Linked DNA regions of Homo sapiens: regions 2 and 3 are each linked to region 1. A link is a loop called in an ENCODE intact Hi-C map of the cell type or tissue named here. Cell type or tissue: MCF 10A. All regions are shown on one strand.

Region 1 (8,000 bases):
GTACAGCCTCCATCATAGAACACGGAACTGTAAGAGAACCACAGCTATTCCCCAAGGCCAGGTTTCTCCACTTCCGTGGACTTCCAGATCACCTGGAGGACTTGGTAAAGTACTAGTTCCCAGGCCCAGCTGCCAGATATTCTGAGTCGTTCAGGAAAACTGCATTTCTGCATTTTTAATAAGCCCACAGAAATACAGCTCTAAGGAAATTATTCTAGAAGAAAAATCCAAAGCCCAGTAGAGAGGCAGAGGTTAGGCTGATTATGATGGTTACAAAGCTCCAATGCCTGCTGGAGCCAAAGTGTTGGGGTGGAAACCAATGTGTATGTGATCAGGCAGCTCATCTGCAAGAGGTAGAGAGACCAGGCATGGGTAGGGAGAGCCAGGAGGCCAGCTGGGGCATGGATATGGCAAAACAGAGGGCACAGGGGACAGAGGAAGGTTGACATGTATATGACTGCCTTCGAAGCAGGCCAGCCCTCCACATCCTGGATGCCAGGGTGCCCAGGCACTGGTGCTGAAGCTGTGGGGCTCAGAAGATTCAGGAGGGTAAATCAGTCGGTCACAGCAATTCCCCAGCTTTGGTTTTCTTCCAGGTGGCTTTGTTTACTTCTGAACTAACATTTTTTTTCAGTTACTGTCAGCCCAAGTAGAGGCAGTTACTGACACAACGTTGTCTGATGTTCAGGGAGTTGGGGGTGCTGATGATGACAGTGGGGGTCTCCTGGCCTGGCACCTGCTATAGTAGCATCTGGTATCTAGACCTGAAAAAGGGCAACATGACCCAACAAGAGGAAGCTGCCATTATCATAAAGGCACAGTTAGTTTCCCTGGACTACTTTTCTCTATTTTTATTTTCTTGTCAATCTGTGGTTAGATTAAACTCTCCCCTGATGATTGAATGTCATGATCACAGGCAAGAGAAATATTTGATGGTTTGGTTGATTGTGGTATACATGATACAAACCTTGTCTGTCTTTCCAAACTTATTTTGCAATTACTAACAGTCCAGGTGATACTGAGGGAGAATTCTTAGCCCAGTATTTTGCCCTCACTCCTCACCATTAGGGTTTCTATAGTTCCCATATTCACTTTGACGTGTACTTTTCTGAGCCAAGTTAGGGAAGGAAATGTCTTATATTGAAATACAAAGAGACCATTAGGACTTCTGAACCTATTCTCAACCTCAGTCCTTATCTAAAATGAGATCCAACTTAAGGATTTTAAAGCTCAACAACAACAACAAAATCAGGAATAAGTGTTACAAATTCTCCTTCCAGAGTTCATGTTCATTTAAGGCTGCTAAAATGAAGCTATTCTTCATTAATGTTCAGATTTAATCAGATGGACAATGCTCTGGGTTACATAAGTGGTAACAGAAATGTTAAGGAGGGCATTTGGTTGAAAGAACTTTCTTCCTATCTCCTTGTTTCCGCCTTGATTATACACACAGCACCCTGTTGCTTGCTCATTTACACAAGAGGAAGAGTTGCTAATCTGCTCTCCAGCCCTGACCTTCATCGGGTAAGGGCACAGCGTTGAACAGTGATAGGCAGCTGCAAGCACCTGGTCTTCTACTCGCTGTTGCTGACTGAGGAAGGACCAGCCTGCAAGGGCAGGCCTGTGTCTCCTTGTCCGCTTCTTGCTCTATGAACTCTTGTTCTTGTGTGGGAATCAGGATAGTCAGGACCTTCCCTGTTAGGAAGAAGCTCTTTGGCTCCCCTGTGGCCTTCAGCCTAAGCCACATGCTAGGTTTCAAATTAACCAGAGACACTTTTCACAGGGCAAGTGGGGTAGTATTGTTGTAATTGGAAGCTTGCTGAGATGTTAATAAATATGGTTAGTATTCTTCACTTGGCTGCTGATCTTTGCAGATACAATTTTTTCAGAAGGGAGCATGAGTCTTAGGATTTAGACCCCAATTTCTCTACCTTGACTATTTATTAGAATTCTCCTAAAGTGGTTGAATATTTACTAAAAATCACTTTGTGGCCCTTAGATCCTGTGCAATTCTGTCCTCTGCACTCTGAGTAAAATCCATACTCTGCATTATAAAAAGTCTCAGGTATTTTCTACCACTTTAGCTTTAGTCTGGCAAAGACCAAAGGCAGGGATGGTCCATTTCCACTTAGAACTTCACCTGTAGCTGGATGCATTATTCCTAAATGATTTGTGGAAATTTGGGTTTTAGTCTGTGATGAGACTGTAAGAACCTAGTTCATTGCAAAGGCTTCATTTAGATGTTCACCATCTTTGCCAACTTGGAAATGAGGTCTACCCCACCACTGGGAAGTTTCCAGAACATGAAGATCTTAGAGGTGATCTTGTCAACATCCCACCCAACTCAGCCAATAAGCACATATTGAAATTGTGACCAAAAATTTGCCCATTTACACAAGAGGAAGAGAACCTATTTTCCCCAAACTAACATTCCATAGTTTCTTATTACTTACCCCAAGAGACTCCCACAATCTTTAGAATCAAAATGGTGCTTCCTTCTAGGGTAGATCTTTTGTTTTAGTTCTCTCTCTCTTTTATCTAACAGTTTCTCTCCAGTTGATAGGCCTTCATTTATTTGACAGTCAGTGATTAAGCCATTCTTTGTCTTTCTTTTCTCTAGAAAAGATACAGATTCTGTTCATCCTAAGTATGTACAGGGCCTTTAAAAATCACTCTTGTGGGCCGGGCGCAGTGGCTCACACCTGTAATCCCAGCACTTTGGGAGGCCAAGGTGGGTGGATCACCTGAAGTCAGGAGTTCGAGACCAGCCTGGCCAACATGGTGAAACCCTGTCTCTACTAAAAATGCAAAAAATTAGCTGGGTGTGGTGGTGCACCCCTGTAATCCCAACTGCTCAGGAGGTGGAGACAGGAGAATCGCTTGAACCCAGGAGGCGGAGGTTGCAGTGAGCCGAGATTGCACCATTGCAGTCCAGCCTGGGCGACAGAGTGAGACTTTGTCAAAAAAAAAAAAAAAAAAAAGCACTCTTGTGTATTCCTTTTCCCTAAGAGAGCCATATCTAAACTAGTCCAGATCTAAAACAATGCCAACATTTTCTGGGGGTAACTCACCAGGAATGAACACTTCTCAGTGCTAAAAAGCCTTTTCTATTTTCTTGCTCTAGGTAAAGCTCTTTTCCTCTTCTACTCTGGAAACAGGGAGTAACTGAGCATTGTTCTCTGTAAAAATAACCCTTCATATATTATATATATTCTTTTTTCAAAGTGGCTAAATTACCCTCAAAGTATTGCTTTCTATAAAAGCCCCACAGTATATCCAGCTAAAAGAGGAAGGTTAAATAGAATGTGTGAGCATAGTGATTATTTTAACAATTAGAAATTATTCTGATTTATAAATGCCCTTTCCTTATATATGGTTGCAAATGGTCCTTTTTTCCTTCATCTTCCTGTCTTAGCTTCCCCACCATCAAAACCATCATCCCAAAACCTAACTATTCTGCCTAGAGTGTTGATTATCAAGTTAAATTGTTGGTTTTTCCATATAACCTATCTCTCATCCTCCTACTGACTTCACTACAGTGGGTTGTTTGTTTTCCTGAAGACTGGGCCTTGTGCACCTTCGTGTACTTAAGCCATGCAAAGGGAAGAGAACCTACTCCATATATAGTCACTGGTTGGAAACACAAATGAACAGATGAATGAATCAGAAACACCTGCATACAACCTCTAGATTAGTCAAAAATGCCTAAATAACACCACTGGATTGTGTTCAACCCAACCAGATAATAACTATTTTAACAGCTACCAGTGTTAAGCTCCCCAACCAGGCTTGTTGCTTTACCTATGATATGTCCTTCAGCTTACAACCCCCCTGTGAGGTAAGGGGTTAAGGGAGAGGATTAGCAGAGGTTGAAAGACTGACTGTAATGTCCCCATCCTTTAGTGTCACCCTGATCTTGCCCTCCTCCCTGCCTCCCTGTCTTTAATCATTGAGGTCCTGCAGTCCATGAAGATTTCTGTAGTCCTCATGGGCAGCATTCAATCCGCCAACACTGAGGAAATCAGCCAGCTGGCCTTGCACGAAATCCTTCCTCTCCCATCTCTTTGTCCTGGGCCACAGGAGTGTGTAGTCTGGTTCCCATGTGCCACCTGCTGGTCTCCTGAGTCACTGCTTCCGAAGTGCCTGAGTAGTGCCGAGTAGTGGCTGAAGAAAGGGAAGGAGCGGCCTTTTCACAGCATGTGCACGAAGTGACCCAGATGCCTAGACTGGGGTGTGAATTAGTTCATTCTGACTGCACGTCAGCAGTGGAGACTAGGAACCTGAGGCACTGGGGAAAGAGGTCTCTGCCCAAAGCCATAATCTGTGTTTAGGAATTCTTAGTCAAAGCATTCTTTAGGCATGCAATCTGCCGAACATCCAAAAACAAATGTTTAAAACAGAAAACAAAAGTCTCTGTGCTCATATCATAATAAATACGTGTACAAGATGAATGGGTCAGATAAAACAAGAAAGGGTTATTCGGGTATTTGGTAAACCTATGGCAGTCTCTCTGGAATAAAATAAAGAGAGGAGGGAGGCAGGAAGAGAAGGAAGGAAGGAGAGAAAAATATACACCTTCACCAGAAAAATATTGCTTAATGTACATGTAATTATTCCTAAAAACTCTCCAGCTGAAAATGTTCAGGATTTCTTTTTTTTACTTGAACTAGCCTTTTGGAAATTTATACAAAATAATAAAAATCATTGATTACAAGCTTATTAAAAATTAGATGCAGTCACAGAGATATAAGGTGGGTGCTTATAGAGATAGCAGTATTGATTCGCTAGCAACAGCTCTTCGCTCATAGCTATGATCCAATGAGCTTCTCTGGTGGTTTCCCAAGGGTGAATTATGGCCTCAGTCAGTTGGGTTTCTGGGCAAACATTTACATGAATGATTCTGTACAGAGGCTCTCATGTCTCCTCCCATATATTCTTCATCTAGATCACTAAATAACACTTCTGAATTTCCAGAGACATGTACCTTTGCCTTCTGCTTTAAGAGGTCTTTATTTCAGCTGGGTGTGGTGGTTCATGTCTGTAATCCCAGCACTTTGGGAGGCTGAGGCGGGCGGATCACGAGGTCAGGAGATCGAGACAATCCTGGCCAACGTGGTGAAACCCTGTCTCTACTAAAAATACAAAAATTAGCTGGGCGTGGTGGCACATGCCTATAATCCCAGCTACTTGGGAGGCTGAGGCAGGAGAATCGCTTGAACCAGGAAGTCAGAGGTTGCAGTGAGCCCAGATCGTGCCACTGCACTCCAGCCTGGTGACAGAGCGAGACTCTGTCTCAAAAAAAAAAAAGTCTTTATTTCTCACACACGTTACCTTTGTGTAAAATAGTTTCCCTCCTAAATATCTTCCCCTGCTCTGTTTTCTTCAGCCTGAGGCTCAAAAATTTTTACACGGAAGCCATGTCAATGAATGATTACAGAATTCTTTTCATTTCTTCCTCAAAGGCCAGAAGAATACTGAGGAAGACAATCCCTCCCCATCGTCCTTTTGCCTGAGCTTCTGCTTAAATGCAGGTCTGAGCAAAGTTGAAAACCATGGGCCCTCAGGCAGAGACCTCATAAGCGCTGTATTTAAGGATCTGAACAGGAAATAAAGATTTTGACTTTTTTCTTGGCATTGTGCTTGGCCCTCTGGTTTCTCCTAAGGGCAAGCCCATTTCCTCTGTATCTCGGAGTCTGTTTTGTTTTGTTTTTTATATTATTTTTATTATTTTTTGGGACAGAGTCTTGCTCTATTTCCCAGGCTGGAGTGCAGTGGTGCGATCTCAGCTCACTGCAACCTCCGCCTCCTGGGTTCAAGGGGTTCTCATGCCTCAGCCTCCCAAGTAGCTGGAATTACAGGCTTGCACCACCATGCCCAGCTAATTTTTGTATTTTTAGTAGAGACGGGGTTTCACCATGTTCACCAGGCTGGTCTCGAACTCCTGACCTCAGATGAGCCACCCGCCTCAGCCTTCCAAAGTGCTGGGATTACAGGCCACTGCACCCAACCGGATTATCTGTTTTTAAAATGGGGCCAGAAATTTTGGAATCAGAATGTTAATAATATTATACAATGATGGTTAATATGCACTGAGTGATGACTATGTGCTAGACACTGTGCTAAACATTAACAATGGGTTGTCTCATTTAATGCTCATAAAACCCTATGAGATAGGTAAGAACTCTTATTATCCCCATGTTATGAGTAAGCATAGGTGAACTACAGTGGATTAAAGTACCTTGCTTATCGTCTCTTTAACATGAAATTCCTTCAACATAAGTAAACACCTATTATGTGCTAGCCAATAAACTGGATGCTGGAGCTCAGGACTAAACACAAACATAATCCTCACTTTTGAGGTTTGCATAGGCTCTAAGGAGCCCATGAAGGTAAACTTACAGGACCAGGAAAGCTTTGCAGAGGTTTCAAAGAAGTGTACTTCCAGTGGAATGGGGGCTCCTGGAAGGGAGTGGAAAATCTCTGGGGGTAGGGAGTAGGGGGTTTCAGGGAAGTTCTTAAGATAAGTAGTGCCTTAGGGGAATCTTCAGCAGAAGGAAGAAATGAAGTTCAGACTCCTGGTGATCAGAAGGCCTTCAAGATTTTCCATTTTCAGAGGACTCTGAGACCCTGGGTTGGGAGTCCTGACCTGCCAGAGTGCACATATTCCTATTAATGGTAGGATAAGGCCAATGAGAGGGTCCCCACCATGTGGCCTCGAACCTCCCATTCATCCCCCAAAGTCCAGAAGGAGCAGTCAGGAAAAGGAACCAGCTAGCCTTATACTTGTGAAAAAGAAGTGATTAACAAGTAGCCCTCTATGATTTCTATGTAAACTCAGATCGCAAAAGGCATTTAAATACTTAATGAAAGGATTTCCTCTACCTAGTTTTAGTCCTGCTTATTGATTGAATTCCCTTCTAATGACTGGGCTTTTCTATGTTTGAGCTAAGTTGTCTCTGGGAAGGGAGGTCATCTGAGCGCCTTAGGATGTCATATCCTTCTTGGCAAGTACAAGAAACAGGTTTGAAGAAGCCTGGAGGACATTTACCAGTGATCTGGTCTGGGAAGTTGTGGTTAGGCCACAGCAGAAGGGGACCAATTACCACCATGTACCATCTGGGGGCCAAACACTCTTCTGGGTGCTTTATATTTGTGACCTCATCTCAGGTGGACAATGACCTAGCCAAGGTGGCTCTCATAATCCTTCAGTCACAACTCAGAGAATGGAGTGACTGCACAAAGGACCCAGTGGTGACTGGCAGAACCGGTACTGTGAATCAGCTGTCTTTGAGCCTGGAATTATATTCTTCTGGAAATGCCTCTCTTTACCCAGGCCAGGCAGTTCCCAAACAATTCCCCAAAAGACGCCAGATTTGTGAACAGATATTGGTTGACTAAAACATGTTCCCCCTACAGGAAAAACAACTCCAAGTGCATGCCTTAATGACAGTGCTTCTGCAGTGTCCCCGCTGTACCTGGGGACAACATACTATCCACAATGGATAGTATGTACTGAATACCTACTTTGTGCAAGGGACTAAGCTGACAACTCTGTATACAAGAGCTCATTTAATCTTATTATTATTCCTGTTTTATACAAGGTTAAGTAACTTGCCCAAAGTCACAGCCAGAACTGGGACTTAAACCCAGATCACTCAACTCCAGAATCCATGTTTCATGACTATTTTCCTAACCACTGTTTTTCACTGCCTCTCCTTGAGGGAAATAAATCAGTGGGCCCTGGTATCTGAGAAACGCCACCACAAGACAGCCAACCTCAGCGCTTTGTGGATTTCTCTAATTCTAATTTCTAGTCCCTGTTTTTGTCACCTGTGTGAGTGGTAACGGCCTGAAGCACTGGTATTACTAAGACAGGTCCCCCATCCCCTAAGCAATCTTGAGGGCTGTGACGAACTATAGATAAATGAGGGTAGGTTGAGCACTTCGAATTGGAACGCATGAAATTGGTTGGATTTGTAATCAGATGAGAGAAAGCAAAG
Region 2 (8,000 bases), 550 kb before region 1:
TCACACGGAGATCAGCTTGACCAGAAGTGCAGATCTTGAACAATGCCTGAGATGAACCAAGGTCCCTGAAACAAGCACAGATACCACTTTACTGGATTATCTCTGATTCATTTATGAGGAGAAAAGTGGTTTTAATGTTAATGCATTAACACCCTCTCTGCCATTAGTTATCCTTATACTGATTTCCATAGCAGGCCTCTCTACTTTAATTCTTTAATGTGACTAATAATTATAGTGTTGATTCTATGTTCGGCAACTCCTAGACCTCCAGCTTTCCATCTGGTGAGATTCACTCTGAGCTGGGAGCTCCCGCTGACTTGACTGCAAAAGAAAGAAGCATCACCAATGGAGATTAATCCTCCCATCAGCCTTGAGAGAAAGGGCTGCAGGCCCGTGTGGATTTGCTCAGCACGCCACTGACTTTATTAAACAACCTACCAGACAAAGGGAAACAAAGTCTCTCCCTCTTTCCAAAGAGCACCGTGCCAAAAATGTGTATTAGATGGTCAAAGGCCATAGGGTCAGGTCCAAATGCAGCTTTTCTAGATACAATGAAGCACTTTCCCATGTTGCAGCTCAATCAAACATAGTTTTTGTAAGCCAGGGAAATTCAGAGGGAGGCTTGCGGTAATTTAGCAATCGTTTTTCTTATTTCCTGTAGTTGATTTAGGAGGAGGTCACTTGTTTGCTTAACGAACATTGAATTCCGTGCCAGAGAGGGAGCGAGGGCCTGGGAGCAGAGAGGTAGGAATGTGGCGCACAGTCTCTGCCCCAGGAAGTGCACGGGGTGGAGAGATGGGGTGTGGAGGCGACAATCAAGTAAATCCACAGTTCCAGCACGTCAGCAGGAGCCTGGGTCTCGAATCGCATGCAGCGGGCTTGGAGTAGATAAGATGTGCCTAGTCAGCCTAGGGAGGAATCAACCAGACTTCACAGAGGAGGTCAGCCTTTGAGGAGTCATTCACTTATTTGCAATTTATGGATCCATTTAATAAATATTATGGAATGTTAATTTCATTTTATGCTAGGTGTCATGGGCTGAGTGCTGGCCACCCCACATCACCAGAATCTGTGTCTGTGTCCTAGTCTTCGGAGCCCATGAATGTTATCTTCTATGGCAATAGACGTGATGAAGGGAAAGCCTTTGAGAACAGGCCTTTGTTCTGGATTATCTGGATGGGCCCTAAATAGAATCACAGGTATTCTCATAAGAGAGGCAGAGGGAGTTTTAGACAGACACACACAGAGAAGGCAATGTGAAGACGGAAATAGGAGTGATGGGATGACAAGCTGAAGAATGCCAAGGAATGCTGGAGGTCACCAGAAACTAGGGGACAGGCATGGGACATGGGACAGATTCTACCCACCCTACACCCCAGTCTGGGGAGGGAGTGCGTCCTGCTGACACCTTGTTTCGAAACATCTTGGCCCTCCCTCAGGGAGCTAGGGTCTAGCGCAGGTGGCACACTGGGGGTGATGAGCGCCCAGGCCCTGTGGAGGTCACGGGTGACCTTGGTAAGCACAGCTACAAGGAAATGTGAGGCAGAAGCCAGAGGGCAGGGAAGGGGCAAGCAAACTGTGTCCGTGGCAATGAAGGACCATTTTTGGAACACCTGTCTGTCCCAATATGTTTTACTGAGGTCAATGCAACAAACTCATTTTTAAAAAATAATGTTGATATTATTTTCTGATTATAAAAGAATATATATATATACATTGAAGAAAATTGGAAAAATACAGGAAGATAGAGCATAAAAACTGCCCATGCTCTCACTATGCAGAGATAATCCTTATGAACATTTCTGTGTATTTTGGTTAATGTTACTTCTGCACAGTTGTGACTGCCATCTCATATTTGTGGGTGGGTGGCCTAGACTTTGGGGTCTAAGGAACAGAAATTCTCTCAGTCTGGAAAAGGGTTTGGGTTTCAGGATGCATTAGGTAGGAGAGCTGATGTTATGTTTCTGTAACCAAATCACCCTGAGCTCCCAAAGGTTCGTTTCCTGCACGTGTTACCTATTTGTTGTAAACTGCAGTGATGGCGATTGCTGGGGGACTCTGCCCACGGCTGTCACTCAGCATCTCTGGCAAGGGTGGAATGCCTTTGGCTATTAAGGCAGGGAGAGAGAATGGATGCCACTCATGGGCTTTTCACCTCTTCCCCGGGAGTGACATGCAGCATCATCCCCTCACAGCCCAGTAGCACAACTGGTCACACAGCCACGCCTAACCGGAAATGGCTGGGAAGTGTAGAGGAGCAGTGCTGTGTCCGTTTTTGCACAGGGTACCTTGGATTGCCCGTGTTCTCATTCAAACATTGGCCCATGACCTGAGGTGGCCAAGTGAAGGTTCTGTGCACCATAGCAGGGGTGATAATTGGTCAAGCCAGTCAGGCTGCCACTTTCTGGGTCTGGGGAATGCAAGGAGAGTGGCCAGTGGGCTGCACAAGAGAAATGAAGTAGACATGGCGACCACAGACCCATGAGAGCAGCTCTGAGGCAGCCACTGCTCCTGATGGCTCTTTGTGCCGACTGATGTCCACTCCACACACACTTTACTCTCTGTGGCAATGTTGGTACTGCTCTCCAAAAGTTGCTACTGCAAGAGACTCCCTCTTTCCGAGCTGCCCTCAACCCTGGCTCCACCGATGGCTCTACACCAACTGCCCTACCTCAACCCATAAGGTGATGGCCCACAGTGCTCTATCTGCCACAAACAGAAGGCAACATGTAGAGAATGCATTTGGGCTGCCTCTCCCCATGTCACAGCACACCCTCTGACCAAAGTCCCAGCATTCCTGGAAAGCGAAAAGAAATGTTTAGGTCTCCAAAATGTGTAAAAAAATCAAAAATAGGTGAATTATGTATATGAAATAAGTACGTACATTATGAAACATCTTATATCTATCCTGTGAGGGGACAAATCACAAAATTCCTGCCAGGCATTTTTTTTTTTTCATGGACATCTGATCTGACCATTAGCACTGACCAATCAACTGAACCCAGACTACATACCACTGCAGCTTTCTTGTACTCCCACCTCCATTTTCCCTGAAGTCCCCTGTGGGTGTAGTAACCACTGTCTCTAGGGGAGGGGAGTAGAGGCAGTTGCCCAGTCCAGATCCTCCTTATGGGCTCCTGTGGAAACAAGCTCAAGCTTCTGCCTCCAGTTCTGTTCCCCAGCTAACAGGGTGGGCACAGACCACCACATGCTCCAGATGAGCTCACAGTGCCTCACTCCTTTCCCATGTGCTTGATAAAAGGTTCTGATTATTTGCCTCAATCTATAGATTTCCCAGAGTAGGAGGCTTTTGAGTGTCCTCAGCCGGGTCCTGAGCCCCATGGACTAGTAACTGCTGCCCTTCCCTCCTCAGAGGTAAACACTTTCAATTACAAACACTCTACCTGTGCTGTTGCCCATCTGTGCTTTCACAGCTGTATTTGTTTTGTGACGAGGGCAACCAGAAGACACGGGACTTTTCATCAAAATATGAGCATGCTTTCTGAAGTGTGCAAATCTGAAAGTGCCTACATCATGGATAAAGTAACATCAGTGGCCTCCCCATGCAGATCCGCCCTCAGCCATCAACAAGGGGTGCTTCAGTGCTGCTTTTCCTGGTAACACAGGCAGGCCAACCCCGTAGGAGGAGACATCTACTTCCCTGAAATCGCCTGTCCCTCTGAAATGGGAGATTGGCAGGACTTGCTTTCTGGTCATAACCCTGATGACCAAAGAAGCATTATGGACCTGTCTGCTCCAGGCAGGATAAAGTGAAGAAATCTGAAGAAACCAGCAGATGGTGATGTGGGTGCTCTCTGGCTGCTCTCATTACTCATTAGCATGGGACACTCACAACAGCGCCATCACAGTTTACAAATGCCATGGCAATGACCCAGAAATTACCACCCCTTTCCATGGCAATGATCTGGAAGTTACTAATCCTTTTCTAGAAGGTTCTAAATAACCAACTCCTTGATTTGCATTAACCCACCCCTTAATTTACATATAATTGAAAGTGGGTATAAGTGAGTATAAACACACTTGCCAAGAGCCCATACATTGCCAACTCTGGATGCACTGCTCATGAGTTTGCCCTGCTCTGCAAGGAGCAGTGCCATTCAATAAAAGATTGTTGTCTAACACTTCTGGCTCACCCTTGAATTCTTTCCCTGGTGAAGCCAAGAACCCTCCTGGACTAAGCCCCATTTTAGGGGCTTGTCTGTCCTGTATCACCCCCACAAAGTGTGAGTCTAGGCAAAACTCTCTCAAATACCAGTACTGGGAGGATTTTTGATTCAGACTTTAACCTGGTAGGAGGGTCTCAATTTGATAGCAAAGGGTGCTGTAGGAAAAAATATTTTTTGGAGTCAAGGAAATAGGAGGAAGGTCATTAATAAAAGTGAATGTTAATTCTTACCTTATATTTGGGTTTCATTTATTTCATGTTTTGGTGCATGCAGGTGAGTTTAGTTTTAGTACAATCAATATTAAATTAAAAATAAAAAATCATACATATAAAATAGGAAGGAAACCTATAATCCTTTTACTAACCTTTGTTCTGTAGAATACCTGAGTTAATTCTGCATAAAAACTTTCTTATTTGTAATGGTAAGAAATCCAACCTTGCTGAAATGGATTCTAACTTTAAGGAAACATCATTGGTATTTTCCCCCGTGGCAAAGGAGGCTCTAGTGAGTTCTAGACCCTGGAGTTTTTAGAACCAGGAGAAGATATCCTTGAATGCTCATATACCCATGAGGGGAGCCTGGGCAATGAAGTGAGGCAAACTCAAATGTTTTCCAGAAGGGGATTAAATGGCTTTCAGAGCTCAGTGAAATTGCCACCTGCCTTTGCCTCCTGCAAGGGAATACAGAAAAGATTTGGGATTAAGCTTTAGCATTGTCTCCAGGAGGGCTGTCTTTGCAAAAGGGACTTTTATGCCAATTCTATTCAGAGCTCCATTTTGATCAGGATGGGCTTGCGTACTTTCCTTGAGAGCAGGTATGTGATTACACTGGAGGTTTTGTGTTCTTCCCAGCACCCATGCAGGGTATTGTACATGAAAGGAACTTCTAGAATTCTCAAATTTCTAAAGGCTCCAGTTAAAAATTAGAGGATTCCTACTCATCATATCATTAATTGGGCCCCTACTCTTGGTACTTTGGTAATGTGCTGCCCATGCGTTGGGCATTGTCATTAATGTTTCACAGGTGGGGAAACCGAAGATGAGAGAGTTTAGGTAATTTCCTAAGGTCATGCAGTTTGTAAGGGGTGGAGCCACTATGAAAACCCAAATGTATCAGGTTCCTAACTCATACTCTGTGTCTGCCAGATGAAAGCAAGCTTTGCTTTAAGTTTCTTCAAAGCTAAGATCAGAATGGGTACAGAGATCCAGAGGGAAGAAGAGTTAGGCTAACAATACAATGAAAGATAATTGCAAGATATCTTCAGAGAGAGGACAAATATGGGGAAAAGTGCAAAGGTTTGGGACGTAAGGTTTTTGTACTTTTTTTTTTTTTTTGAGACAGAGTCTCACTCTGTCACCCAGGCTGGAGTGCAGTGGCGCGATCTCGGCTCACTGCAAGCTCCGCCTCCTGGTTTCACGCCATTCTCCTGCCTCAGCCTCCGGAGCAGCTGGGACTACAGGCGCCCATCACCAAGCCCAGCTAATTTTTTGTATTTTTAGTAGAGATGGGGTTTCACCATGTTAGACAGGATGGTCTTGATCTCCTGACTTTGTGATCCGCCCGCCTCGGCCTCCCAAAGTGCTGGGATTACAGGCGTGAGCCACCGCGCCTGACCTCCTGCCATTTTGATAAAATTATTTGTCCACGTAACTAAAATTTCTATTTCTCTTCCCTCTGTGATCATAGAGCTTCATGTTGATCCCATATTTGGTGATACCTGATACTGGTGTTTTTGGTGTAACTTTATAGAAGGTCAAAGTAGAAAGGGCTTCCTGGCAAGTACATGTTTTTTTTCCAAGTTTCCGGTGTCAATTAATTGTGCCACACATGGGGGTATGACAATTGGAGAAGGTGAGGTTGAGTTAAGTACTCTTCTCCACTTGGTAGTCACCTTTTCTAGTTTCTTCTTAAAAGTATATCTGATCGATGGGTTTTTATTTATGGCATCTTGACAGAATTTTAGCTTTTCTGGGACTCTCACAAGTTTACATCACGGGAGAAGGTGATAATGGTAAATCGGTAGCTTGTTAAATTGGATAATCCTGCTCCCACCTTCTGCAGCAAATTGTGGATTCCCTAATTTTATATCAGAATTACCTGGAAGCTGGCAGGGAAAGAGCCATGATTGTGGCTTGGGATGTATGATATAATCCCAGATTTTGTCTGCTTTGAGAGGCAGTGGTGAGGTAGGGCCTGCATTCCTATAAAAATCAACTTCAGAGTAGGCCAACCTGGGGAAATTAACCCTCATGATTTCTACAGTTACCAGAGCAATCCATTCCATATCAGCTACTAATATTAAACCTGTAAATATGTACAGTCATCATAAAATCACTAGGCATTTGAGGAGAATCAGGAGTTAGTATAGAAGATCTAGCTGGACCATCAGAGTCATTGCCTCAGGAAAAGAGAATCAGTGGTGGACATTAAGAAAATGAAAAGAAATCCAGGTAACATTGTCACTGAGTATTGAGAATGAGAATTGAGAACATATGACCTTCATAAAAGAAAAAGCAGGTTACCATGAAAAGGAAAAATAAGAGCAAGAAGGAGTCTTAAACATTACAAACATCCCAGAAATTAATGATATAAAAAAATAAACTCACTAAAATAATTTTATATCTTCTTTGTGCCTTTACCTACATGGTCATATTTTCTATAATGGAAACATATTTATTTAGTTAGGACATTCCAATAAAGGTTATTAAAAAAGATTTAAAGCCTTGGGTTTCATTTCTTTCCTAATTTACTTTTTAAAATGTATCTTTATTTTATATGTGGTTTGAATATTTCTATTATTTAGCTTTCCATTAAAAAACTCATCAAATGGCAAAAGTTATTTTAACTGTCAATTACATTTTTAAATACTATAAAACGGTAAGATTTAGATACTGTAAAACTGTAACACTAAAATTGGCATTATGCATCAAAATGCTAAAAATAAAAACAGTGTATAAAGGCAACTTTTTCTGACTCCAAATTCTTATGCCCTTTTATGTTTCTTTAGCTGAGTTGTCAGGAAACGATAGTGTTCTAGAACCAGATCCTGCAAATATTAAGAAATCTTCAGGGCCAGGAAATATGGATATTCTATAATTCAATATATAGAATGAAACAACGCTCTTGATGTATTTGCTATTTTGAAGGCAAAGGAAATTTGATTTGGACCAAGTAACCACTACTAAAAGAATTATGGTGTAAGTAGCAGGTACATTTTTCACTTTTGGGAATAAGATAAGCTAAAAAATAAAAGAGGCTAGAACTATCATCTTACACAATTTCACTTAGAATCTAAAAACAACCATCCTTAATATTTTTTTCTTTGCCAAGTAAGCAAGTAGAATGGAATCCAAGATGAAAAACTGCAGGATAACAGGAAAGACAGTGAAATGAATGCTCTGTTGGGAATTGCAGATAATACAAGAATGACAGACAGGGATGGAGGGGTAGTCTGGAAGTTGAACACGAATCAATAATGTAGTCCTGTTACTATGACAGGGAATACAGTGTGAGGACAAATAAAAGTCTAGCAAGTAGAAACCAAGGGTTCTTTGTTCACTCCACGTGCCATACTTTAAAGCACTGTTTTTATTTATTTCATGGAATACCAAGGCCTTTTGTGGGGGTGGGCAGGAGGGCTCTAAAAAGACCAACATAAACAAGTTTTAGAAGATAAGAATATTGAAAAGATATGAAATTATTTACTGCCTCAAAACCTAATTAGAATGAGGTAAGGGCATAAAGAAGCAAAAATAAGCAAAAATCCCCAAAGAAACATAGAAAGAATTGTATTAATTCGATAGGAAAAAAGAA
Region 3 (8,000 bases), 860 kb after region 1:
TTAGATATTTTCAGCATCTAGCCACGATTTATTTATTTATTTGTTTATTTATTTATTTATTTATTTAAGACAGAGTCTCGCTCTGTCGCCCAGGCTGGAGTACAGTGGTGTGATCCCCACTCATTGCAACCTCTGCCTCCCTGGTTCAAGCGGTTTTCCTTGCCTCAGCCTCCCGAGTAGCTGGGATTACAGGAGCCCGCCACCATGCCCGGCTAATTTTTTTTTGTGTTTTTAGTAGAGACAGGGTTTTGCCATTTTGGCTGTGCTGGTCTCGACCTCCTGACCTCTGGTGATCCACCCACCTCGGCCTCCCAAAGTGCTGGTATTACAGGCATGAGGCACCACTCCAGCCTCATTATTTTTTTTAAGCATGGAGAGTATCATAATCCTAGTGGCGCTTAAGTAGCAGTAGTCTGTTGCCAGGAGCAAGGTTCGTTGGACGGAAAGGACATGGAGGTGAGGATACTTTCATGGCAGACAGTGGTCATGTGTGGAGAAGGGGGGAGATAAGAAGGTTGTGATTACAAAAGGGGGTGCAAAGTGGGTTTCTGTAATGGCTGCCTCCTGGAAGGCAGTGTCACATGGAACCTCTTAGTCTCAGCACCTGGAGCTCCAGGAAGGAAAAATTTCAAGTCAGATAGAATTCTATATATACCATTTCTTTGGAACCTTCAGCCCTCAAGATTCCAACATCATGATCTGAATTTCAGCACAGTTGCCTTAGTCCTCATGTCACTATTTTGGTGCTGCCTGGGTGAAGCAGTAGAAGCCGGTGATGCAATCACTCTCTTGTTAGGTGTGGTTCTCAGCGTTACAGACATTCTTGCTTGCTTGGGGGTATATGCACGAAAGAGAAATGGACAGATGTGACTTTGAAGGGCCTACTGAATCAAGCCTCACCCTGAAAGGCTTTGTGCTATTGAGGCTAAACCTGAGCTTTGGTGAAAGTTTCCAGGAATCAGTAAATAGGGGAGTTTTACATTTTTCATTGTTTCCATGAAATGGGAACAAAAAAAAAAGAGTTTTCTTTACAACAAATAATGCACAGAAAAATGCAGCCTATAATTTGTATTTGCTGGTTAGAAAGAAGGTCAAGGAAGTAAGATGGCTGAAATTTACATAAGTAATATTTCATAGTTTTAGAATTCTCAAAGCACGTGAAATAGGAAGAAGGAAGTTCTTGCCCAGAATCCTAGAAAATCACCAGTATTCAGTTATAATCACTACTTCTTGAATCATTGAGGAGTCTTTTCTCCATATTTTGATTTGATTTTTGTTTTGTTATCTTCCAAGTTAATATTGTATTTAGATATCAAATAGCCAAAAAGGGAAACTTTTATCTCTGGGGAAAAAACATTTAGAAAAATGTATTCAGTGTATCTAATACTGAAATGCAGGAAAGATTTAATGTAAAAAAACACTATAGACATTGACATGGAAAAGATTTAACGTTAAAAAAGCACTTTATATCAACTGAGTAACATCCTCCTGATGAGAAATACTATATTAAATATAAACCCATTATGTTGTAAAAGAAAAAAAGGGTGGGGTGCAAAGCCGACGATATTGCATCAGTGATAATGGGAATGGTCAACGTGTTAGCTTGTAGAGAGTGCCAGGCACTATCAAAAGCATTCTATACTTTAACTTATTTAATTCCCATAGAAACCTGTGAGGAAGGTATTCTTATTTGTATTTCACAGGTTTAAAAACACAAGGGAGTTTAAGTCACCTGCCCAAGCTCTCACAGGTGGTAAGATTTGGGGTGCTCTTAAGTGACTGCCAGAGGTGCTCTTCAGTGACTGCCAAGGGATGGAACTGGAGAGCGATAGTAGAATCCAGACTTTTTGCTGAGCTTCTCTGCTGGGAGGAGAGGGGATGCTAAGCCTATTTTGGGTGAAACCTCCCCTTGGGAAGCTAGAGCATTGCCTTCCTTTTTCCTCAGATCACAATGCTGCTGGGTGGGACCTAGGGGGTAATGGGTCGGGAGTAAGGTAGGTCATAACCGGCATATCTTCTCTCTGACTGAGTTTGTTTTTAACTAGGACATCCTGAGACTTCAGTGAAATATGCTGATGGGAAAGGAAGAGAATGAGTTTCGGTGCAGAAAGGCAGCTGAGGTAGGTATTGCCATTTCCTAGCTGAGTATCATTGCACAAGTTACTTAACTTTGCTGAGGCTTTTTTTCCATGCCTGCAAAATGGAGATGATAATAATTCCTCCCTCTCCCTCAAAGGGCTGTTGTATTAAAAGGGGTGAAGATGTGAAATACTCAGCATTCACATATAATAAGTACTGCTTTAGTGTTAGCTATTTCGTTATAACTCAATTAAATTTTGTTAAACATGTACTATTAGCCCAAGAAAAGAAAACTGGAAATTGGAAAAATGCTAGTGTAGCTACAAAAGAAAAATGCTAATATAACTGGAGCCAGTTGAGACACATCCGATTTCCCTCCTCTCTTTGTCAAAGAAACTTTCAGCTCATGCTCTGGAGGTAATGAAAAGCTCATTATTATTTTCTCTTCTGGTTTGCAACTCTTCCTTTCAGGGGTTTGACAAAGGGGGAAAGCACAAGTTGCCTAATCTAAAACAGCATAATAATCGGTTGTCTTAGTGGCATTTCACGTTTTATTTTCCCAAGGGGATGGTTGCTGGAGCAGATGGACTGTCTGGGCCCCACAGGCAGCCTCTGGGCCTTCTTACAGGAATGCATTTAACCTATACTCATAATATACACACATTCACACAGTGTACCTATGCAAAATAAAGCTGCCAAGCTGCAAGTGCCTCTGTGCAATTAAAAAAAGGTGATAAAAAAATACAGCAAAACAAATTCTCTATGCAAGAACTTCAATTCGTTATGATTGTAAGCCTCCAATCTCACTCTCAGCTTAAGTCAATAATTGCATATTATTGATCTCTGAAAACCACTTCCGCAATCTCTTTCCGAGCTGGCTGTTTTTTTTTTTTTTCAGTTGCAGAGATGCTTTCTTTCTTTCTAAAAGATGGCCACTTCCTTTCATTCAGTGTTTGTGCTTCTTCACGTATCAATACAAGAGAAAAAAAATATTGTAAATGTTATGTGTCTGAAAATGAGTCCGTGGCTGGCTGCTTTTTATTTACTTGCTGGTTCCAAGGTGCTTTTGTGGACTTTGAGCTCCACCCAGTGGCAATGTGTAGCCAAAAACCTTAAAAAAAAAAAAAAAAAGAGACATGATTTGGAGATGAAAGAAAATATCAGAAGCAATTAATTAGTTTCCTTTTAAATGACCTAGAGAACCTGGTGTTTCAAAAGCAAGAATATGAACAGGTCATTGCAATCCAATCAACATCACTGTAATGCTGACCTTTTCTTCCTTCTTGCTTTTTCTTGCTTTGGTTCTTTTGTGCAGTTTTATTATTATGGTTGCTGCCATGTGTTTTTTTAAAAAAATGAGTTTTTGTGATGGTTTGTAATGCCTATTCCCTGAGGCTGTTAGAAACAGACATGTTAGTAGTTTAAAAGTGGATTGATAGCAATCTAATTCAAGTCCGCATGTTCCCACCACCACTCCATAGGGGTCTCTGAGATGTGTGATGCTGCTCTACTGAGGAGAGAGAGCTGCCTTGTCTGCTTATTGTAACTGGGGCTGGCCACATAATTCTTCTCTGTTTTTAAATTCAGGGTACTGCTAACCTTGTCAGGCAAACTAAATTCGCATGTGTTATAGACGCTCACACACTGTTAGCTCACACCAAACTCACAAACAAGAGGGTCCTTTAGATGCTATCATTGCTTGTCCTGTGCCAAGTGCAATGTCAGGGAAATCCAACACAGGTCCTTCCTTTTACTCACATCAAATTTCATCCTGTTGGTTTTGGTCCTAGTGTTGTTGGGGACCACAGTGTTTTAGTCATTTGGTCTATCGTTATATCATCTAGAAATTTAATAATCATTTAGGCTATGTTTCAAGCGATTGATAAACATTTGAATAAGACAGGGCTAATAAGTGCCATGGCAGCACACCAGCGTTCTCTGTCAACTGTTAATCAACATTTTGGGGGTTGGTTTCAGGAGTTTAGCTGGCTACTGTGAAGTTAATAAAATAATCACAACTATGACCATTTTTTTTTTTTTGAGATGGAGTCAGGCTGGAGTACAGTGGTGTGATCTTGGTTCACTGCAACCTCTGCCTCCCAGGTTCAAGCAATTCTCCCTGCCTCAGCCTCCCGAGTAGCTGGGATTACAGGCGCCTGCCACCACGCCCGGCTAATTTTTGTATTTTTTAGTTTCGCCATGTTGGCCAGACTGGTCTTAAACTCCTGACCTCAGGTGATCTGCCCACCTTGGCCTCCCAAAGTCGTGGGATAACAGGCGTGAGCCACCACGCCTGGACAACTATGACCATTTTTGATCATCTTTTATACCCAGGCTTTGAGCTAGGTCCTTGACATGTAGTATTTCAAGGACTCACATTTCTGCAGAGTATGCATTATTATCCTCATTTTGTAAGATGTCAAATAGAAGACTGGAGAGATTAATTGATACAATCAAGGTCACACCCAGCTTGGAAGTGATGGAGCTAAATTTGAACATACACCTGATTGACTTCAAGGTCTACAGACTTTTCATTAGACCAGATTGCCTCATTGTTCCATCTTCTGGAGGCGTGACTCTCTGAAAGATGACCCATGATCAAAAGAATGAGAGAAATAGAATTACAATTCCACACAAGTTTAGCTGGAAACAATTAGTATTGTTGGAATAATTAATTAATTCATTATTATTGTTATTTTTGAGATGGAGTCTTGCTCTGTTGCCAAGGCTGGAGTGCAGTGGTGTGATCTCGGCTCACTGCAACCTTGGTCTCCCGGATTAAAGTGATTCTCCTGCCTCAGCCTCCCAAGTAGTTGAAATTACAGGTGCTTGCCACCCTGCCCGGCTAATTTTTGTATTTTTGGTAGAGATGAGGTTTCACCATGTTGGCCTGCCTTGGCCTTCCAAAGTGCTGGGATTAATTAATTCATTATTAACGCAAGTCAGGACTGCATATGTATAATTGTTTCCGGGACTATGACAAAGTTACATTGTGATGAGACTGTCAGTCTTCCTTATGTCAGTATGATAAATGGAGTAAGTACCAACTACTCATTAGTGAGTTAAATGTATTCAAATCCATTAGAAATATATGACTACCATTTAGGATGAAGACTAGTAACAACAGTGCATCCTTTCTCTTCTCCTGACCCTAGTAGGGATGCTTTTCATGTTCTGCTCTTAGGTGTGATGCTTGCTGTAGGTTTCTATTTAGTAGCCATCATTTGAATGAAGATTTCTTCTATATCTAGCTTGCTAAAGGTATTTTAAAAAAATCAAATGCTTTTTATGTGTCTAATTAAACAGTCATATTAAACATTTTATTGTAAAAGACATCATATACAGAAAAGGTCTATAAGACACTATGTATGGTCCAAAGAACAATATTAAATGAACACCTTGTATGAAACCACTTGTTAAAGATATTTCTGCTGAATGTTATCAGTTTCTTAGAAGCCTTCTGTGATTCCCTTTTCTTCTTCCCAGAAGTAACGATTATTCTTATATTTGTGTTAATGGTTTGCTTTTCTTTATGGTTTCACCACCTGTGTACATATCATTAAGGATGTATAATTTAATTTTGCCTATATTTGAACTTAATCAATGGGACTATACAGTATTCTCCTGTACTTACTTTTTCTGGCCCCAACATTGTTTGTTTTAGATTCATCCACATGTATGCACCATACTATAGTTCATTCATTGCCCGATAGCACTCCATTGTATGCTGATGCCACTATGCATTTATTTACCATCCTGTTGATGGACATCTGAGTTTGTTTCCAGTTTGGGGTTATTACAAACATTGCACTATAAATATTCCTGTACATACCTCTCAGAACACACATGCCCTTTCTTCTCTGTGGTGGCCATGGAGGTGCTGCACTCAGATGTTCTTCAGGGGAATTAGCTTTGAGAAGCACGGCTGATTGACAGCCTCCCACTGCCACACCTTTGGATCTAAGGTGGGTCTAAAACTGCTTCCCTGTCCCATCCCAACCAGTGGCCAAGATAGTAAGACAAAAACCTTATCAAGCTCCAGGAATTGGTGCCACTGTTAAATAAATAATGCAGGGATGGTGGTCTCTATCTTTTCTCCATTTAATTTGTTGGTGGGCTTTTAAGTGGGTGCAAGCTGAAAATAGCAGCTGCATTGGGGATGGCCTTGAAAAATCTCGGTGGGCTGAAGGCTTATTTATTTTGCATCTTAGGTCTTCCATCTGAGGTAGGTTTCCTTCAGAATACAGTATACTCTTTTGAATTTTTAAAAATAAGGATCTGTCAGTAGTTGTTTCTCTGTTTTTGTTTGTCTAAAATGTCTTATTTTGCTCTTATTTCTGAAAGTCTTTTCCTCCTTCTGCCCTCCATCTCCCTTTTCACTCTATGATATGGTTTGGCTGTGTTCCCACCCAAAGTCTCATCTTGAATTGTAATCCTCATAATCCCCACATGCCAAGGGAGAGATCAGGTCGAGGTAATTGAATCATGGGACAGTTTCCCCCGTGCTGTTATCATGATAGTAAGTGAGTCATGAGATCTGATGGTTTTATAAGTGTTTGGTTGTTCTTCTCGCGTTCATTCTCCTTCCTGCCACCTTGTGAAGATGATGCCTTGCTTCCCCTTTGCCTTCCATCATGCTTGTAAGTTTCCTGAGGCCTCCCCAGCCATGCGAAACTGTGAGTCAATTAAACCTCTTTCCTTTATAAATTACCCAGTCTCAGGCAGTTCTTTACAGTAGTACGAAAACGGACTAATATACTCCCCTCCATCCCTCCCTCCCTCCCTCCCTTCCTTCCTTCCTTCTTTCCTTCTGTCCTTCCTTTCAATGGGATATAGAATTAGAGGTCAGTAGTCATTTCCCTCCACACATTTAAAGATATCATTTCACTGGGTTTTGTCTTCCATTGTTGCAAAGTTGAGGTCAGCTTTCCATCTTGCTGCTTTCCTTAGGCTGCTTTTAAGCTTTGTAGTTTCAGTATGGTATGTCTGGTGTAGGGTTTTTTTTTTTTAAATTCTTGGGATTTGTTGGTTTCTTAAGTCTAAAGGTTGTTGCATTCCATCAGTTCTGAAAATTTCTCACGTCAGGTGTAGTGGCTCATACCTGTAATCCTACCACTTTGAGAGGCCGAGATGGGAGGATCACTTGAATCCAGGACTTTGAGACCAGCCTGGGTAACATAGTGAGATCCTGTCTCTATAAAAAATTTAAAAAAATTAGCCAGTATGGTGATGCATGCCTATAGTTCTGCTATGCAGGAAAGCTGCAGTGGGAGGATGGCTTGAGCCTGGGAGGTTGAGGCTGCAGTGAGCCAGGATTGCACCACTGCACTCCAGCCTGGGCAACAGAGCAAGACCCTGTCTCAAAAAAAAAAAAAAAAAAAAAAAGCCTGCAGAAAACCCAAAATAAACTTCTCAGTCATTAGCTCTTAAAATATTTTTCTCCACTGTGTGTTTCCTCTTGAAAACATGGAGGAATAAATCAGCATAAATAACAAAAGTGTTCAGATTTGAGAGAATTAACTATCTAAGAAATATTTATTTTGATGGAAATATGTATAAATTATAAAATATATCTTCCTTTTTTTTTTGAGACAGTCTTACTCTGTTGCCCCAGGCTGGAGTGCAGTGGCACAATCAATGGCTCACTGCAACCTTGAACTCCTCAGCTCAAGTGATCCTCTTGCCTCAGTCCCAGCTACCCACTAACCTTTTTGAGAAATGAGGTTGAATCATGTTGCCCAGGCTGATCTCAAACTCCTGGGCTCAAGTGATCCGCCGACCTTAGCCTCCCAAAGTGCTGGGATTACAGGTGTGAGCCACCGTGCTGGGCCTCCCTATTTTTCATACAAGGATATGATCAACTATGTAATCATTTATTGCAGTGGGAAGCAGGAGCTGGCTCCTACAGATTGAGGAGAGCC

Evidence for each region. A loop is a pair of places that touch in the nucleus more often than their neighbours do. Peaks named below come from ENCODE experiments on the same cell type or tissue, not always from the same donor. Only the 100,000 strongest peaks of a DNase experiment are listed, where the experiment ranks them.
Region 2: a loop joins it to region 1, with 15 times the contacts of the local background. A loop is called at or near these places in 6 of 110 quality-filtered maps.
Region 3: it touches region 1 in a loop (8-fold over the local background); 3 of 110 quality-filtered maps call a loop at or near these places.

The regions. Positions count from the first base shown.
Region 1 is chr6:87,926,097-87,934,096 of GRCh38, reverse strand. LOC105377882 (a long non-coding RNA gene) reads right to left here and starts at 2,656. Exons shown (of 3, transcript XR_001744246.1): 1 at 2,454-2,656. RefSeq lists an enhancer at 7,762-8,000. In MCF 10A, a CTCF peak has its summit at 4,133 (motif pointing left); a DNase peak (open chromatin) is centred at 4,106.
Region 2 is chr6:88,473,431-88,481,430 of GRCh38, reverse strand. No RefSeq gene overlaps it. Among named protein-coding and RNA genes, the nearest start is that of CNR1, 310 kb to the right of the region's middle. In MCF 10A, a CTCF peak has its summit at 3,818 (motif pointing right); no DNase peak of the experiment used is centred here.
Region 3 is chr6:87,061,786-87,069,785 of GRCh38, reverse strand. LOC124901354 (small integral membrane protein 30-like) reads left to right here. Exons shown (of 2, transcript XM_047419629.1): 2 at 716-870. The coding sequence ends at 870. Among named protein-coding and RNA genes, the nearest start is that of CGA, 29 kb to the left of the region's middle. In MCF 10A, a CTCF peak has its summit at 3,160 (motif pointing left); a DNase peak (open chromatin) is centred at 3,145.